Regions from separate parts of the Homo sapiens genome. Here region 1 is linked to region 2. The links are chromatin contacts, found by Hi-C or POLR2A ChIA-PET in ENCODE. All regions are on one chromosome and are shown on one strand. Each heading gives the region's core, a stretch centred on a gene start or an enhancer-like site at or near the end of the contact. The rest is flanking DNA. Distances are from core to core; before and after follow the strand shown. Region 1 has its middle 150 kb from the start of RDUR. Region 2 has its middle 20 kb from the start of NFKBIZ.

What was found. Hi-C counts contacts between places; a loop is a spot of excess contacts on that map. ChIA-PET counts read pairs that join two places held with the same protein, here RNA polymerase II (POLR2A). Pooled maps may share reads with other maps.
Region 1: a map of IMR-90 shows a loop between it and region 2 (2.7-fold over the local background). The contact joins two enhancer-like sites. A Hi-C loop is called at or near these places in 9 of 168 maps with a recorded cell type or tissue (IMR-90, PC-3, PC-9 and 5 more) and 16 of 50 pooled maps. POLR2A ChIA-PET finds 5 or more read pairs at or near these places in 12 of 52 experiments (A549, AG04449, CD4-positive, alpha-beta T cell and 8 more).

What each region holds. Positions count from the first base shown.
Region 1 is chr3:102,088,148-102,093,162 of GRCh38, reverse strand. No RefSeq gene overlaps it. Among named protein-coding and RNA genes, the nearest start is that of RDUR, 150 kb to the right of the region's middle. Within about 2 kb of position 3,107, at least 5 of the 41 ENCODE cell types and tissues checked have a DNase peak (open chromatin) inside an H3K27ac peak, as active enhancers do.
Region 2 is chr3:101,867,262-101,871,844 of GRCh38, reverse strand. No RefSeq gene overlaps it. Among named protein-coding and RNA genes, the nearest start is that of NFKBIZ, 20 kb to the right of the region's middle. Within about 2 kb of position 2,909, at least 6 of the 41 ENCODE cell types and tissues checked have a DNase peak (open chromatin) inside an H3K27ac peak, as active enhancers do.

The sequences.
Region 1 (5,015 bases), core at 1,858-4,357, 220 kb before region 2:
CCTGCCATCAGCACCTAAACACTTGATCTACAAGTAATACTAGTAGAGTCTAATGCAATAAAAGAGTCGGGGAGGGAAGGAAATTAAGAATGGAGGGAAGGTGAGAGAGAGATGTAGAGAGAGTTGTCAATCTGTGTAACTAAGTCAATGCAAATGATTGATGTAATGAATTATCTGCATCAACTTTAAACCTATTGTCTACCACATCCAACCACCACATTGCTTTGGCTACAGAGATCAGTTTAAAGAGCAGATGATTAAAAGAATTAACCACACTTTAGAGGTGAAGAAAGTTGATTTTAGGGAGTTGGTGTGGTTTATATATTACATTGAAGGAAACGAGGAAATCCACAGTAAGTCAACCTGAAACGGATTGAGTCATCAGAACTATGGTTTGCCACGGTGATTACAGTATTCCTAAGGTATCTGAAAACACTGAGGTCTATGATTTTTAAGCCACTTCATCATCATCCACTTAGAAAAGTGATGATATCAATCTGCATTGATGCAACTATTTAAGTGGGCAAGCTTAGTCAATATGGAAAAAAAACATAACGTGTGACATATAACTGAACAAAACCAAACAATAACCAAATTTTAGAAAAAAATTTAAATCCCTGGAAAAAAACAAAATAGGCTATCAGTTAATGTCATATTCCATACCTGAAGTTCCAGGGACGTAGAGGTGTCTCGAGAAACTGTTTATCTATAAACTTGAAACCTTTAAGATTGAACATAATCCCAAATTCATAACATCCTTGGTCAGGAAGTCTCCAGGGAAACACTTTCATTCAGAATCTGTCCTGGAAACTTTATACTCACTGTACCTTATGAAGTTTGAACCAAGTCTCAAGTCAATATGAAGTCAGAAAAGACAGCAGATCTAAGCTTCCTAACTGGTCCCCAAAATTGCCTCATGTTCTTTAAGTTCCACAGTTTAACTAAATGGTGATGGGATCTTCCTAGGTTTATGACTGAAATAAAAGTATTGTTGGAAAAGGCTGTGTGCTTAAAATCTCTGTTGGCTTCTGCAAATCCAAAGCCCACCCTGCACCCTGCTCTGAGCTGCGGAGACTTCCCCACTTGGCTGTATCCACAGGCTTCATCATCCTCTGTCCTCTGGCTTCAGATGAGCTCAGCCAATGAGGAACCTGGGTACAAGCTAGAGGGACATAGGCCTGCAGACGTAACTCCTCTGCTCTGGCCTTTACTGACTCTAGACTACTGCACTGCACAATCTCTTTTGGTTTTTCTCCCCCCTGCCCACAACTTTGTTAGTACTCCCTTTATTAATTTATCTTCAAATTATCCTGTTTAACAGTGTCATCTGTTCCCTACTCCTGACTCTTGGTACACTGTTTTTTTCCAAGAACAATTTGGACACTTAGACCTGTTCATTATATAGACCACTCCCTTTAGAAAAAGAAGGGATTCATATGAATTGTTTACATGCTCAAACATACCTGGCTTGGTCTAACAAGTTTAAATATGAGTTTAGAAGAATTTGGTCAACACTTGAAATTCTGTGCTTTTTCAGAGTCTAATGATTTGAGGGGAAAAAAAAAACTTTTTAACATTAAGTCTAATCTAAGCACATGGTTTAGTAGTACTTCCACGTGGAGGAAGCATTACTTAGTTGGCACCGGAGTATGTGTTCTTAAAATGCAAAACTGACTTATTTACCCATTTACATCAGTTAAGAATTCACTTTTTAAAAGTTATGTCCTTTAATTGGTGGTATTTCTTATAAAGTTTTTAAAAATTAATTACCTAAATTTTTTTCCACAGTGATGATGGGTTTGTCCTGACTTGTTCATGGCCTCTTGCTTGGGTTTCCTTGTAAACAGGGGCAAAATGTGTAAGACGTCTTATGGGGCTTAGCACTGTAGCTAAGACATAAATAGGCTTTTTAAAGATTGTTTCCTCTGTACAAAATTCAGTGACTCAAATAGGAGGCAAATTTGTGAGCTTGTCGCCTTTACCACCATATTCAGGTCAAACAGGGTAAACTATGGAGCCCAATGCACCAGTGAGTGAGCCAACACTCACCGAGTGGTAATAATAATAGAATTGGTAGTAATTACCATTAACGGAATACCCTGTATGTACCACATGTTGTGCGTCTAAATTAGCCCTCACAACTACTCTGTAAAGTGCTATGGAAAGCACCACGGACACTGTGAACTTCTGTGTTCCATTCTCAGATGATGAGTCAATAGGAGCAATGAATTCCTCTGATTGTGTCTGGGGTAGGATGAAGAGTTAATACAGGACCTAAGTTAACCCAATCAATGAAGCGAAGGATTTATATTCCAGACTGGAAGGTTGGAAATTTCTTTCTGTCTTCAGCTAGACAGAACTAGAAAGCATTCATCTCTATTGTCACTGGCAACCACCTTATAATTACAAAGGGAAGCAGCTGGAGATGACATCTATATCTGGCAAAGGAAGACGTGGAAATATCCTGTGTCACCAATGACATTTGAGCCACTGATTGTTCTGCACCAGAAACCCACGCTATTTCTGGGTTTCCAATTAATTACATGAGATAATAAACTTACCCGTTGCTTAAGCCCATTTGAAACTGGGTTTTCTGAGACTAGGCTTCTTAACACAGATAGCATTCCAAATGATGCAGATATTACTATCTCCATTTCACAGAGGAGAAAATTGATGCCTAGAGATCCTAAGTCTCTTCCTCAGTGTTACACAGCTAACAAATTGCACGTGCACAGTAAGAGTCCAGGTCCTGCGCTTTGTCCTCAATCACATTTCCTCTCCAAATTAAGTACTAAAGCCCCTTACTTTCACAGCATGTGAACAGAATGCTTAATGGCCTCTTGTATGGGTAAAAATGCACTTGAAAAAGTGGAAGAGTTTTGTCATTCTATAGCTATTTCTCTGTTAAAAGCAAATGGTAAGAGTTAAACAATAAATCCATGAGTCAAAGACTGATGCTATTAAATATATCAGCCATGATTTTAGAGTCTAAAAATACACCAAACACCAGACTATAAAATGTTCTTGACGTCAATAGACGACTCAGCAGTCAGTTGAGGTCACTTTACAACCTTTCCACAACTGCTTCACAGAGAAACCTATGCTTTTCTCAGGACCATAAAAATACTGGACCGCACAGGCAGTCAGCCGTTAACTACACAATACACTAAATTCTTGTAAACTATGGGTTATGAGACTATCCACGGACAATTCATATAATCTCATGACCTGAACATAAAGTACATCCTGTAAAGAGAGCATCACTTGTCTTTTTAAATCTGCATTACCTGTTTTTAATGCATTTAAGTTTGAACCTATGCTACTGAAAAAAATCTTCAGAGCTAACAGTTTCTGCCATTTGGTAAAAATTCAATGAAATCCATTCAATTGTTTTAATAGCTAATTAGCTGTGTCCCATTACTGTTTATCTCAGGCTCTAAAACATTGTCTGAAGGCATTTTCACAGCTTCATGTCACTAGGCATCTTTTCATCTGGAGTTTAACGGCAGCAACTACAAAAGAAGAATCGATCCCCTCTCTCCTCTCCCAGTGAGCACTTGCCTCTGAGGCTATTCCCTCTCTATACTTACATTTAAAATAAATAGATTCCTATGCAAAAAGTGGTTCGTTCAATGGGGAAGGAAAACCAGGCCCCAGTGTTTGTACTTAACTGGCCCATTAAAACCTTAAACTTAGATTTGAATCTAAGTTCATGTGCCATATCAACATAACTTCTGGCACACCTGATGCAGCTCATGGATCTGATAGCTCATAAATTCTCCCCCCACTGAAGTTATGTCCAAAGGCCAAATACAGAAAGACATTTTATTTGTGTGTGAACAGATTATGGCTTTATAAAGCACCAGCTTTGGAGCAGAGCCGTAATTTATGGCATTCAGACAGTACAAACAAGGATAAAGAAATACTATTATTTTCACCATGGAGCATTGAGTAGAAAAGAAATATAAATGTTAACCCATCTGGCATCACTGCATTGCAATATATCTGTTTTATGTTCTGTGTGAGATGAGATTTTTTTAATGCTTTTAAGATATCAAAATAAATTGCACAGACTTGTGATACCTTGGGGGTTCTACCTGGTGGCTGATATGATGGGGTGAACTACACACACAATAAAAGGGTTTATAAAGTTTAGAAATTGCCTAATCCAATATATTGGGAAGAATCAGATAAATGATGCAGGCCAAGAGAAGTTAGGTGTATGAATGCCAGCCCACATAATACAAGGACATTATTCTTGGGTCTAGGTAGACAAAATGTATTAGACTATTTGTAACTTCCATTGTGTTACAGAGATGTGGCCTCTGAATTCCAGAGCAGCTGACCTGTAGTCCCCAAGTCAAAGTAAGCTCTGTCTGAACGAATTCTCTTGAAAAGATTGGTCCTGAGCTTACAGGCCTCTGTTTGTGTGTACATCTAAAAATAACCTGGAGAATTATACTGCTAATAGGAAGGAAGATGCCACACATTTTCTTCTGTTTTTGGCCTTTGCCTGCTTTTCTATAAGATAGCTTGATTTTTATATCAATTCATCATGTCTATTTTATGTTTTGTAGATATTTTTGCCAGTCCATCATTTGTCTTAACTTTGCTTATGGTATCATTTGCTCAATCAGAACTTAAAAAAAAAGCAAAATTTTAATCTAGTCAAGTTTATCCATCTTTATTTATAGTTAAGAATGTCTTCCTCACACATGGTGAAACAAACTTTCTCTGAAATTTCTTTGAATATTTTCACTATGTTTTTTCATTTATGTCTTTAATCAATCTCAGATGGTTTTTTGCATGAGCTGACATAAATAAATTTTCAAAAACATGAAAAGATGCCCCTTGCATCACATCTGACAGGAAAATATAGCAATATGACATACCACTACTTTCAAATCAGAGTGGCAAAAATTGTACAGTAATCTTTGATGGGTAGTGTGTATATAAAAAGGATTCCTGCATACTGTCACTTGGCCTGTGATTTGCTATAGCCTTTTTGAAATGTA
Region 2 (4,583 bases), core at 1,660-4,159:
GGATGGAGAGAAAATAGATTCAAGAAAAATAAACAGATCCTCAGAGACCTTCAGGACAATAGACAATGGTATAAATAAGTATAATTAGAGACCCAGAAGAAGAAAATGAAAATGGGGCAAAATAATTTTTTAAGAAGTGATAAAAAGGCAAGCCACTGACTGGGAGAAATTCTTATAATACATATATCTGAAATACATTTATATCTAGAATATATATTTTAAAAAACTGTTACAACTCAATAAGGGGCTAATTATTTTAACAGACAAAAGCTTGAACAGATGCTTCACTAACAAGATATATGAATGGTAAGTAAGCACAAGAAGAGATGCTCAACGTCATTAGTCACCCCGGAAATTAAATCTATAAGATAATACTACACATGCATTAGAAGGGCTACTATTAAAAAGACTGGCAATACCAAGTTTGAGGGAAGATTGAGAAATCTCTCCCGCATTGCTATTAGAAGAGAAAAATGACACAACCACTTTAAAACAGAGTTTGGCCATTTCTTTTAAGGCTAAACATACACTTATATGAACCAGGTACTTCACTCCTAAGAATTTAAAATTAAATGAGAACATATGTCCACACAAATACTGTTCATATCAACTTTATTCAATAATAGTCCCAAACTGGAAACAATCGAAATGCCCACTAATATGTGAATGGTTAACAAATTGTGTTATTAGTGCAATGGAATTCTACTCAGCAATAGAAATATACTTTAGTGATCAATGCACCAATGTGGATTAATCTCAAAAATATCATGCAGAGGCCGGGCGCGGTAGCTCATGCCTGTAATCCCAGCACTTTGGGAGGCCAAGGCAGGTGGATCACGAGGTCAGGAGATAGAGACCATCCTAGCTAACAGGGTGAAACCCGTCTCTACTAAAAATACAAAAAAAAAAAAAAATTAGGCAGGCATGGTGGCCGGCGCCTGCAGTCCCAGCTACTCGGGAGGCTGAGGCAGAAAAATGGCGTGAACCCGGGACGCGGAGCTTGCTGTGAGCCGAGATCGCGCCACTGAACTCCAGCCTGGGCGACAGAGCGAGACTCCGTCTCAAAAAAAAAAAAAAAAAAAAAAATCATGCTGAGTGAAAGAAACCCAGAAAATAAGAAAATAGTACAGACTGTATGATTCTATTTATACGACGTTTTTGAAGAGGCAAAAACTAATCTACAATAATATAATAGAAATCAGATCAATAGCTGTGTGGAAGGAGAGATTGACTGCAAAGGGGCATGAAGGAAATTTCTGGGATGTCAAAAATGTTCTGTATCTTGACTGGGTGGTGGTTACATAGGTGTATACATTTGTTAAACTGTACACTTAAAATTTATGCATTAATTACACCTCGCAAAGTTGATTTTTAAAAGAACACTTGCATAACCCTTTAAATTAGGAGCCTTATTATCTTCATCATAATTCTTTAATGAGTCATTCAGCAATAAATTTTATAAGGAACAAGTTATTTATGAATCACACAAAGGCACCCCAAATGAATGTCTAATCATTCATTCATTTCTGTGTGCACGACTGGAGAAATAGATGCCGGTTAAACTAATAAAGCCCCTGCCCGTCATCTGTGATCCTAGGCTGCAGAAGAAACTGTAATGTAAGTTCTCATCTTGGTTCCAAGAGCTCTCGGCAACTATTTCTTGACCAGTCTCTGAAGTGAGTGTGTCTATTTATTTTAAACAAGTTGTACCATCTGAAATCGTGGCTGCTGCAGAGCTAAGGGGTTCTTTCCCTACAGCAGGGTTCCCCAACTCCAGCGCCATGAACCGGTACCAGCGATGGGCGAGCCAGCATTACCGCCTGACCTCTGCCTCCTGTCAGATCAGCCTCTGGCATTAGATTCTCACAGAACCGTGAACCCTATTGTGAACTGTGCATGCAAGGAATCTAGGTTGTGTCCTCCTTATGTGAATCTAATGCCTGATGATCTGAGGTGGAACAGTTTCATCCTGAAATCATCCACCCACCCACAGCCCATCCATGGAAAAACTGTCTTCCATGAAACTGGTCCCTGGGCCAAAAAGGTTGGAGACCGCTGCCCTACAAAATATGCCCCCCTCTCACAGTAGAGGTAAATGGCTAGAGTCTGGCAACACAGTAAGCTGATGCTACTACTGGTCAGATATGCTGTCCTAATCACCTTCTCCTGCTCCAGGACCCTTTTATAGATTCTTTTGAAAACACTGGCAATAGGGAAGCTACACTTTCCTTTCCTTGAAATTTTCCAGGCCGGGCACGGTGGCTCATGCCTGTAATCCCAGCACTTTGGGAGGCCAAGGCAGGTGGATCACGAGGTCAGGAGTTCAAGATCAGCCTGGCCAACTTGATGAAACACCATCTCTACTAAAAACTACAAAAATTAGCCGGGCATGGTGGCATGCACGTGTGGTTCCGGCTACTAGGGAGGCTGAGGCAGAAGAATTGCTTGAACCCAGGATGTGGAGGTTGCAGTGAGCCGCGATCATGTCACTGCACTCCAGCCTGAGTGACAGGGCGAGACGCCGTCTCAAAAAAAAAAAAAAAAAGAAAAAGAAAAAAAGAAATTTTCCCATCTGGAATGGGGAAGTGCTGGACAAAAGTGAGATATCATAAACTAAAGACACTGCTAGCCTGTGTAATGACCACACATCCTAAGACCAGTGCCCCCATTTATTGGAAAACCTCTCTTGCTGATTTGGAGCCTTAATTAAAATAGCAGGAAATGCATAAAATTGCACTATAAGCTCAAACCCTGTGTTATATATTGTATTAACTTTCTATTGCTGTGTAACAAATTACCCCTAAATTTAGCAGCTCAGAACACCACCCATGTGTTATCTCACAGTTCAGCAGGTCAGAGTCTGGGCGGGGTTGGCTTGACTCTGCATGAAGTAACACAACGCCAAACTCAAGGTGTCAGCAGGGCTGGGCTCTTATCTGGAGGCTCTGAGCAAGAATCTGCTTCTAAGCTTAATCAGGTTGTTGGCAGAAGTCAATTCCCTGTGGATGTAGGCCTGAGATTCCATTTTCTGTTTGGATATTTACAAAATACCTGTATTCCTTGGCTCATTGCCCCCTTGCTCCATCCTCAAAGCCAGTAATTGTGGGTTGAGTCCTTCTCAGGCTTGGAATCTCTAAGATTTCCTCTTCTGCCTCCAGCCAAAGAAAACACTCCGCTTTTAAAGGGCCCGTGTGATTAGATGAGTAGTTTCCCTATCTTAAGGTCAGCTGGTTAATAATTACTTTATTTACCTTTGCAAAATCACTTTTGCAATGTAACCTAACAGAATCACAGGAGTAACATCTGAGGCAAAGATAGCCCTAGGACCATCTTAGAATTCTGCCTACGATTCCAATGCTAGATTCTATCCAGCACCACTCACCTTCTTCGTGTCCTCAAAAATACCACTCACCCAGACATTTTAAAGTTGTATTTAAAAAGTAAATGCTGCAGTGGCACACACCTGTAATCTCAGCACTTTGGGAGGCTGAAAAGGGAGCATTGGTTGAGGCCAGGAGTCTGGCCTGGGCAATATAGTGAGACCCCCATCTTTACAACAAGAATAAATTAGCCGGGCATGGTAGTGTGCACCTGTAGTCCCAGCTACTCAGGAGGCTGAGGAGGGAGAATCACTTGACCCCGGGAGGTCAAAGCTGCAGTGAGCTATGATCATGCACTGCACTCCAGCCTGGATGATAGAGTGTGACAAAGAGAGGGGAGGGGAGAGGGAGGGAAGAAGGGGAGGGGGAGGGGGACAGGGGAGCAGAAAGAAAGGAAAGAAAGAGAAGGAAGGAAGGAAGGAGAGAGGAGAGAGAAGGGTTGGAAGAAAGGAAAAAAGGAAGCAAGGAAGAGAAAATTCAGATTCAGAGCTCACTTTCCTGATTGCAATAATTAAGTCTGGAATATGACAGAAAATACCAGATATGAAAGTTAGAGGAATTGTGTTTTAATCCCAGGAGGTCAGGGAAAGGAGCAGTCAGTAAGAGCTGGAAAAAGCTTAATAGAGAAAGTGGCACCCAAGCAGGGCTTTCTAGGATGCACAGAATTTGGGGAGGTGAGGACTTGACAAGAGACAGGAATAAACAGAGCATCAGCTGATACAGTGAAGAGACCCACCTGATAGCCCACTGGGGAAAAATGAGATGAGATTAGACAGGCAGGGTCAAGCTAAGGTCAACATAGCTTTGTAAACCAGGACAAGAGTTTGCATCTGATTCAACAGGCAGCATTGAGCCTTTGAAAAACTTTCTCTGTTTCTTTAACAGTATGCCAAGTAGTGGAAATTTTGGGATTGGTAAGAAAAGCAGGAAGATTGGAGGAAGAATAATTAGAAAGCTATTTACTGGGGACACAAGTTACTTATCTGTTAGCGACTCTTACTGACAATCTATAATGCTTGGAGTGGGCTTTAACTTATTCTAGAACAAAATATGGGGGCAAGAGGAAACAAAAATGGCAAAATGTTTATAATTGATGAAGTTTCATGATAGATGTATGTGTTCAATATACTATTCTGCCTACTTGTATGTGTGTTTGAATGTTTCCGTAATAAAAAGTCAGGTTCCTGTCTATTGTGGTAATCC